Linked DNA regions of Mus musculus: region 1 is linked to region 2. A link is a loop called in an ENCODE intact Hi-C map of the cell type or tissue named here. Cell type or tissue: heart. All regions are shown on one strand.

What was found. Peaks named below come from ENCODE experiments on the same cell type or tissue, not always from the same donor. Only the 100,000 strongest peaks of a DNase experiment are listed, where the experiment ranks them.
Region 1: a loop joins it to region 2, with 4 times the contacts of the local background. A loop is called at or near these places in 7 of 42 quality-filtered maps.

The regions. Positions count from the first base shown.
Region 1 is chr16:67,087,138-67,092,137 of GRCm38, forward strand. All of the region lies in intron 1 of Cadm2 (cell adhesion molecule 2), which reads right to left. Among named protein-coding and RNA genes, the nearest start is that of 1700010K23Rik, 430 kb to the left of the region's middle. In heart, a CTCF peak has its summit at 2,808; no DNase peak of the experiment used is centred here.
Region 2 is chr16:67,618,172-67,623,171 of GRCm38, forward strand. It overlaps Cadm2 (cell adhesion molecule 2), which reads right to left and starts at 2,737. Exons shown (of 10, transcript NM_178721.4): 1 at 2,000-2,737. The coding sequence starts at 2,060. In heart, no CTCF peak of the experiment used is centred here; a DNase peak (open chromatin) is centred at 2,820; H3K4me3 peaks cover 2,347 bases; H3K27ac peaks cover 502 bases; H3K27me3 peaks cover 608 bases.

The DNA of each region.
Region 1 (5,000 bases), 530 kb before region 2:
ACATTCTGGCTCTTGACAATAAAAATAGTAATAGTAATAGTAATAGTAATAGTAATAGTAATAGTAATAGTAATAGTAGTAGTAATAATAATAGTAATAGTTATAGTAATAGTTATAGTAACAGTAGCAGTAGCAGTAGCAGTAGCAGTAGCAGCCCAGAGTTTTGGGTAGGCTGAGGTGGGAATTCCAGTCCTTGGGCTTGTGTAACAAGTACTTTATCTGAAGATCAAGTTCTTTTCTTATTAATTTTTAGAAGAAAATAAAACAGGACTGAGATTCTCTTCACACTTTTAACAACTGTAGATTTCAGTAAGCCAGACTTTACATTATAATACCTCTAATACTGGGGATCTTAATTTGAAATGCTTCACCCTTAGTTAATTTTTAAGAGTTTCAAAACTCTGCTAAATTCAAAACACAAATAAATAGATGGGAAATATATGAATGTCTCTACTATGCAATCACAGATGAGAAGGTAAAAAACTGTTATCAATAGCAACAGAAATTAGAAACTAATCAGAAATAATGTTAAATGAAGATGGCTTATAGCCGAATATTTAATCTGATGTAATTGAAATTTAAATTCATATTATGCAATAGAATAAGAATACAATCATCACTTCCCTTTTATCAGTGCAGGCGAGTGGTATCAGTTTGCACAATCAAATTCCATTGCGGAGTCTCACTATGGTATTTTGTGAAGAATAGCTTGAGAAAGTGATGCTGATGAATAAATTATACATTCAAACACTTGAGCTGCATATAAATTTCCCTTCTGGAAGTGCTATTCAAAAAGAAACTCCAGAGTCTTGATCTACTTAGAGTATTTAAAAAATAAAAGAAAGAAGAAGAAAAACTTTACCTTTGCCCTCTTTTTAACCTCATTTAACTCCCATTACAGTGCATCTTCAACATATCAGATTGAAAACCTATTTTAAAGGAAAACCAAATCCTTACCTTGCTTAGGAAGTTACAAATTATCTATCCATTGCCTTCTCACAGGGCAGGAGTGACTATAGTACCCTCTGACTCATCATTTAGAACATCCTCTAACGTCCTTACTGATATTTTTAAGCTTCTATGTAATTGGCAGTACATATGCAGCAGAACGCATGCTGTCTTGATGCTTTTTCTAAATTAGAAATCTATAAACAAGTGGAAAATGAGGAAAGATGCATCGAGAAGTGTGAACTGCTCCTATCATGTGCGAGGGATATTTCAATGGACCAGGAGACTTGACTGTCTGAGAAGAAGCAAAACATGCAATTCATTTATACAATATACATGAGTTCTTTAAAAGTGCCATTTAGTAATCTGGTCTTGTGAAAGGGTCCAATGAAAGAACTGGTACAGGCTATGTGGTGTGGTTTGAATGAAAAACGTTTCCTGTAGGCTCACTGGGAGGTGCAGTTTGGGATGTAATGCATCCTTTACAAGGTGATGGCTTCCCTAGAAGAAGAAGCTTAATAGCCTGGCCACACTCCCAGTCCATTCTCTCACTCCTGACCGATAGGCAGTGTGAACAGCGGGTGAGCTCCTTATCCAGCCACTCTCCTTTCTCTTCTCATGATGGAATGTATCCCTTCAGACTGTAAACCCTAATAGGCTTTGCCTGTTGTTTGTTTGTTTGTTTGTTTGTTTGTTTGTTTTTCAGGGAATTGCTTCTGTCAAGAATTTTGTCACAGTAAGGACAAAATGCTATGACAGTATTTGATTATTTAAAAAAAATTAAAAATTTCTTTAACAATAGAATTCACAGACAACAGTATGGATTTTAAGATATTTAAATATTTTAGTATTTTCAATCCTTGTCTTTTACATATAGCTAAATCATACCATAGTATAAGTAGTTCATTAAGAAGTAATCAATAGTGTACAATACACAATTTACTATTAGTCTAAAATACAGGCATAATTCATAGAATACTCAGATTATGTGTGTTTATTTTATTCCATATAATATCAATGATAAAGAAAAATACCTTCCCTAGTAGTTTATTCTAGAAAGATTTGGTTTTGTGAACTGTTTGATTAACTAAATTAACTTCCAATTTTTCCTTCAGTGGAGTCTTTTCTCAGTAACTTTTTGTGAATACTAATCATCTATTTTAAAATACAATGAGGGTTATTTTTCTATATGAAGAATGAATAAAAAAAGAGAGGTATCTTACTTTAATAGTTATCTGTCAGCTGGAATTAATAATTTTATGAAAGCTGAATGCATCTTTTAAATCATATCTTTCAAAATGCTGGCATTTATAGAAAAATGTAACATTGGAAGAAAATATGAAACAAAATAGGGTTTGCAATGCTTCAATTTGTAATCCTAGGATGATAAACATAAAAATGATAAAAATGCCTCTTGTATTTTATTTCACAGTTCTACTATACTAAAGGAAAATTAGTTTCTAGTTATGAGTTACATGTCTTTGTGCCTTGGTATGTGTGTTGGAGGTGTGCTTGCACAAGTGTGTGTGTGAGAGTGTGTGTGTATGTGGGTGTGTGTGTGGGTGTGTGAGTGTGTGTGTGTGTGTGTGTGTGTGTGTGTGTGTGTGTGTGTATGTGTGTGTGTGTGTTTTACATGGTACCATTTTAAGGTGAGTTTGGGAAGGAGTACTTCATACTCATCTTCGATGATGTGTCAGATGATTAGCAAGTGTAACAGGACAAAAAGAGATACCCAGATTTGATGTTGCCTAGTCATTACCAGATAAGTTTGGGTCTCAAATCCATTTGTTCTGTCTGTAGGAGCTGAGCTTTTTCTCAGGTTTGAGGACAGTATGCCTGCAGTTCTGAGGTACAGACACTAGATGACAGCCTTGTCTGCCTCTAGTTGCAAGTAATTATAAAACCAGTGAAAGTTATCTCCAATGATGAAACTGCTGAAAAGAGTTGTGTCTGTGGCCTCCGTAATATCTAACAGGATTTTAAAAGTTTACAGTGTGAGAAGTCCTATTACTTGGTTTCACGTGATTCACTATGAATACAAGCACATATTAGGAAATGCCATTTTCAATGTTGACATTTCCCATGAATTGTATTAAAACCCCACACTTCTAAGAGAACTTGACATGATTAGAAATGAGAGACCTGAAGTTAGAGATGTTCAGAGGTCTTTCTATTTTGAACTATGGCTATGTTTTGGTGTCATTTAAAACTTGATAGTCATGCTATGACTGATAGGAGTGATTAGCAGAACCAGCTTCAGCTATGGATTTCCAGGGAAAAAAATAGATTTTGAATGTATCTGGCTTGATATAAGTTACACTTCATCTTAACACAAAGCATAAAAGACAGACACTTTCATTGTACCCATCCAGAATAAAAGAAAAGAAAATCTTGCATGTGTAGATGTGTCTTCTAAGTATTTTCTGTTACACACTATACCAAGTTGAATATTGTCTGTTGTTATTTAATCTGGCTATTGTTGAACATTTCTATACTTTCAAAGAAGACAAATAAGTTGGTCTTTAAAGATCAGTAATGCCACAAGAAGATAACAGATTGTGGATCTGTGCATGGTTCAGTCAGTCAGGGAACATATTTCTGTGATCAACTCCTGAGGATGCAACAGAAAGGCATACTTGTGACTACACATCACTTCTCAGACCTGGAAGCTGAGGGCAAGTGGGCTGAAAATGAGTAAATTACACTGTTTCGTTCAGGCAAAGTATACTTTCAGACAGAAGCAAATTGGGGGAGGGACTCTCGTGGTGGGGTACCAGGAGGGGACTGACTGGGAGGAAAAATATGTAAATAAACAAATAAATAAGTCCCCATTAGTACCAAAGACCCAAAGTTTTACTACATTAGCAGCATTTCAGCCAAGGATGCATTAATTAAACACAAAGGCAAACCATGTTCTTAAGCAAACTCCCCCTGTTTATGCTAAGCATTGATTGACAGGAGTGAGCATCAAGATTTAACCTCCCATTTCCACTGCTAACATATAAAGGCTATATCCAATCCTAACACACTACCCTAGACTGAAGACCAAAAATGATGTTGGTTTCAAAGGCAAGGTTTGCTCTGAACAGAGTATAATCTTTCATGGCTTGGGAAACTTGGTAAAATGATGAGCAGAGGGCTTCAAAGACAAATGCATGGGGATCTTTGACCAATACTATATAGCGGGTATCACCTGAATGAACCCATCTTCATCATAGACAGCTGAGAAGAGTAGCAGAAGTTTAATAGATAAGTATTTTTATGTGCATTAGTGCAATAGACTTAATTGGTACCTATGATATGGAGAGGCTATTGAAAACTTGTCCTTGTCTGTAGACACGGCATAAAGGCAATCAATCTAATGCTATTAAGTGTGAGTAGGCCCAGACATTCTAAATCGAACAAGTCTAGAGACAACATAAGAGTGATTTAGAGAATGTCCTGAGGTAGTTTATCTCTGAACATTAATCTGGAGACTTTGTTTTATAATAAATAACAAGCCAAAGAAATGTATTACCCAAGTTCAAAGCCTGGGTTGTCTAATTTGTTGCGTTTCATAATGTTATAATGGTCAGAGATAATGTAAATGCAGTCATTAAAATCACAGACTTTAACTGGCAGGTAGCGAACATTCACAATTCCAGCATCTGAATTATGAGAAAAGAAGGTTCCAAATTTGAAAACTGTCTTAGCTATAAAAGGAGGGTTTTTTTTTTCAAAAGGATTTTTTTAAAGGACACAAAAAGCATCCATCTATAGGTTGAATTGTTCTGGGCATTTAGATATTTAAATAAGCCATTGTTGCCTTTTGTTAAATGAGATACTTTTCCCATCTCTGCCATGAGACATTTTCTATTAAAATATATTACTGTGATTGGGGATTTATCTCAGTGTAAGAGTACTAAACAAAGTCCTGAGTTCAGCCCTAAGCCTCAGAAAAGTGAATAAATAAGTATAATAAAATAATTCCCTAACAGAAATTATATATATATATATATATATATATATATATATATATATATATATACTCTCATTAAGATTATATTCATTTA
Region 2 (5,000 bases):
AAATCCAAGTTACTGAGAGGTGAACTAGGGACTCCAAGAGGATGTTTTCTCGGCAGGATTAGAAATCCAAGTAAAGCCTTCAGCCACCTGGGTGAGGAGTACCAGGGTGGAGGAGTGAGCGCTGAGAAAAGGGAGCAGGAGGTGCAAGCCATGAAAATGCACTATCTGCTTTCTTGGCACATGACATTTTAAATTTATATCCCATGTAAAATAGGTTTAAAAATCTCCTCGATATATTCAAGGAAACATCTGTACACGGTTAGTTAATTGATTCAGCAATTTCCTGTCCATTACTTCACTTACATTCATAAATATGCACAAATAACATACTGTCCCAATATATAACCCCCAGAAGACGGCAAGAAAGAGGCTACATTCCAAGAACTTGCTGAAAGATGGTTCATTGACCTCATTTAAATCCTGCAAAAAATAATAATAATTTAAAAAAAAAAAAGGTTTGGGTCTGAATCTCCGGTGTGTCTACATGTGTCTTACTTCCACATTCCTTTAACCCAGAGACAAATAAATTTGATCAACTAATCTTTCTCACAAATACCAATGGATGGCAGAAGAGTTGGAGGTGAACAAAGATTTATCAAGAAAAGAGACACCCAGCTTTAAAAAAAAAAAAAAAAAAAAGATCTATTGACCATCATCTCGCATTCATCCTTTCCCGTTTCTCTCATTCAAGCCGCATCCCTGTGCTACTCTTCAAAGCAAGGATCTTCCGCCTTTCGGTCCTGCACATGCACGCCTCTTCTGCCTCCTCCACCACCCCAAAGTGCTTCTCCCATACACTCCAACTCACGCCTTGCCATTTATTTCAAAATTAGCATCTTCTTCCCCTTCCACACATCCCACCTCCTCCATCCTCCAAAAGAGAAGGTCTGGGAGAAATGAGCCCAAATCCCCTAGCCGCTTTGCATCAGGACCAGTGATTTGCATAACTGTTTTGTGTGGTTTCCCTCCATTGCAGACGCAAGGTTTTTGCATTTCGCGTTGAAGGATGATATTAATTACGGAAAGAAGCGGCAGACAGAGGATAGACAGACAGGTAAAGATTCTGAGCGAAAATCCAAAGCAGTGAAGTAGCTGCCAGAGTGCATGCATTTCTTTGCTTAAAAAAAAAAAAAAAAGCAAACCACGCAGACTGGATAATAAAAAGTCGATGTGTTGATAAAGTGGATTTATGTCTTTTAAATTGTCCCTTCGCTCCGTTTTAAATTTCTTGTTTCATTCATATTCATATTCTCTCTCTCTCTCTCTCTCTCTCTCTCTCTCTCTCTCTCTCTCTCTCTCTCTCTCTCTCTCTCTCTCTCTTTCTCCGCTCGCTCGTACTCCTCTCTCTAGACCAGACAGAGTCTCCCTTCTCTTCCTAGGTGAATGACACGTCTCGCAATCCCCCACCCCCCCACCCCGGGGATGTTATTGCAATGCACACGGTGCCGCCGCTGCTGCTGTTCTTGCCGTCGCGGGAGCTTGCTTCCAGGCTCTCACACACTTTTTAAAAGACACATGGATGAGATGCTGGTGGGAAGAAGGGAAAGAGGAAGGCGACCCTAAAAGGGGAGGAGGTTAAAGAGATGACAAGAGGTGGAAAGGGTCGCTTAAGAGCGTGATGTGGGAGGTGGCTGGCGAGGGTGGGTGGGGGAATCGGAGAATGGAATGTTGAGACAGGCACAAGTTGCCAGCCACCCTGAGTGGGAGGGGGATGCTGGCGGGGATCGAGTGGGGTGGGATGAAGGCAGCTCAGGTGAATGAAAAGGCGAAAGGTGCCGCGTAAGGAGCTTTCTGCTACCAGAACTGGGCTGAGCCAGCGCTGGAGAAGCAACGGCTGGTGCAAACTGCCACTGCCCCCTGCAGCACCGGGGCGGAGGGGGAGGGACTGGAAACCGCCGGGCACTGGGGGATTGCCAGGGGAGAGTGGAAATACGGGGTGGAATGGCAAGGATGGGGAATGGGCGTGAAGCGATGCTCCCCACAGCGGGGCGGGGATTACCTTGTAACAGGAGCCCGCAGACACTGTAGAAGCGGAGAACCGCGCTGCGTTTCCAAATCATGGTCCCTTCTTTTAAGGGTCTGGGGAAGGATCGAGGGGGCAAGGAGATGCTGGTTGAGCGAACCACACAGTGCAAGGGCTCCGCTGGTGTCGTCCCCCCGGCTCCCGCCGGACCCACGGTACCGCCGCTGCTGTGTTCGAACCCGCGCGGAAGCTGGTTGCCGGCAGCAAAAGCGGCAGTGGCAGAGCACCCGCAGAATGGGGTTTCGGTGGGCTAAATAGTTTCTTCTCCTTCTGCTGCTGGTGGTGCAGCCCCGACAACCGATCTGCCCGGCACCGGTTTGGACCTTGCCTTCCTTTCGGAGCTCGAGGCAAGTCCCAGAGCCCGCCCGGAGGTTGCTCAGGCAGGTGATGCGGAGATGCCGGGGTGTCGGGGAAGGTGCAGGCGAGGGCTGCAAGGAGTGGGTAGGTCACGGAAGGGAGGGGTGGGGGACAGGGGCAGCAAGCTGGCAGCACCGCCGCTCGCGCTCGGGTGTCAGAGTCCTGGGAGAAGAGGTGGGCAGCAGTGGTAGCAGCGCTTGGTAGCGGTGGCAGCAGCGGCGGCGGCGGCTCCCGGATGCTCCGGCTGCAGCAGCAGCAGTGGCGGCGGCGGCGGCGGCGGCGGCGGCGGCGGCGACGGAGGCGGCGGCGGCGGCAGCGGCGGCAGCAGCAGCTCTAGCGAGCACCAGACACAAGGGCAAGCTCAGCGCCGCGAAGGCCCCGCCCCTACCCTGGCCAGGGATAGGCTCCACCCCCTGACCAATAGGAACACACCCACCCACCACACCGGGCCAATGACAGAGAAGGGTGGGAGGAGACAAGCGCCGGGAAAAACAAACAGGCTTCTCAAGGACCCTTCGGGCAGGAAGCTCTGAAGCCCCCTTTCACGCACTCAGGACTGGTGTCACCTCCTTAAAGGTGGCCACGTGCTAACTTGCAGGGAAGACAGCCCTGTTCATGAACAGGTGCTGAGCCCTGGAGAAGAATTCAGCCAATCGCCACCGCGAGGGGGCGGGGTTAGCTGGATCTTCCCCCCCCCCCCCCACCACCACCACACACCCCCAGCACCATCCCATCCCACACCCCTAGGTTCTGGAATCCGATGTGCCTGGGCACGGTCCTGGGTGCGAAGTTCTTCTGAGCATTTGGACTCCTAGAGCAGATGGTGGCTTCACCTGCCCACTCACCAGCTGCAGTAGCAATCTTCAATGCTCCCAGCCGCAAAAGGGAGAGATTACAGAGGGCGTGGGAGAGGCTAAGTATAGGGCGCTGAACACCTACCTGCCTGCAAGAACTTGGGGAAGCAGAGATTTAGAAGTAAAGGAAAAAAATCACTTTGTTGTTGTTGTTGTTGTTTTTTCTTCAAAAAGTTTACGTATACCACGTCCACTTCTCCACATAGCTCTGGGAGTGACTGTATAGGGACTGAGATCCGGTTCAAATCCCATAGCTGTCTCTTTGGTTTCATAATGCTTTTGTGGTGGTATTTCTGAAGCCTTCTCAACTGAAAAAGATGATAGTAATAGTTCTCTTACCATGTAAAGAGCAAACATGTAACTGGGGCCCGATAGTTTGTCTGCTTTGCGAAGAATAGTGTAGCTGTGAAGAGGATTTTTCCTAATTAAAAATAACAGGGAATCTTATAAAATTTCTTTTAAAATGCCAACAATACTCCTAAGAAGAAAGAAGAGGAAATGTGTTTCATTCGAGGGTGTGACATAAAGTGGTCAGGAAGAATCACTTAATACAAACCACGAGCTTTAGAAGTCCAGCTTTAAATGAGCAAGACAAATTATTCACAAGTTTTTCTAACCGAGATTAATTCGTAGTTTTTTCTCCCTATGACCAGTTTTTAATTGGACCAAATTAGCAGATGATGGAAGAGTTCTGGTGTGTTGAATCAGTCACAACGTAAATAGGTCGGCTTTGTTAGATAACACACAATAGAAGCTTGCAACCAAAAAGGACTGAGGCAAAGATGAGAGGAGAGACCTATAGGGATGCCCTTTGCCCTTTCTCAAGACTGCTGCTTCCTTTGCGGCAACTTTTTATGAGCAACCCTTAAAGCCTTTTAGGTAATGACCCATTCATATCTCTACTCAACTTTCTCCATAGGTTCTCAAAATTAAGGTGTGTCATTTCAGTAATAAAATTGCAAGTAGGGTCTGAAAGGAGGAGGACGGGGGAATAATTTTATTACTGCTGAAGGTAGTTGCCCACCATGAGTTTTAGACATTAGGGAAGACAGAAAGCCCTTGCATACTGCTATCACTTAAGCTGCAGGGAGCATCAAAAGGTGATGCCCTAATACCATAACCCTTGCTTCAGCTCTGTGTCAGGAAGACTGTAACAAATGGGAATGTCAAAAAAGGACGGTTTGATATGTCAAGGTTACTGGGTTCTAGTTTGTACCCGTTTTATGGCTGTATTACCCCGAGACCTCTCCCCTTGAATCATCCAAAGTAGACTTTGATCATTTCTAAAGTTGCAATGAGCAGAAAGGTAAAAAATAAAATAAAATAAGAAAGAACACACACACACAACTTGTCATATTTAGGACAACATCCCAGTTGTTCCAGTTGGCAGGAATATTTCAGCACTGGTGACTGACAATGTGAAACAGATTACATTTGATTCTTGTTGGAAAACACACAGGCAAGAACTGTGGTCCTAGGAACTAAGAACTGCAGAATCTCCCATGTTAAGCAGCACTCACTGGACTGGAATCTTCCTGGAAACTCAGTTTTGAAAGCATTGAACATTAGCATTATTTTGCCAGATACTCCATGGGGAATTTCAACATTCTCATCAAGTGGAAGACACTAGGCCTCCAGGGACTTAAGATATACTATTATTTTAAGGAACTTCAAAGATAAGTTTCTGAAAATAAACCGAAAACGTCACCTGTAAAGTACAGAAGCAAACTACCCAAATTAATTCGTTTTAAGAAAATATTAAAAGT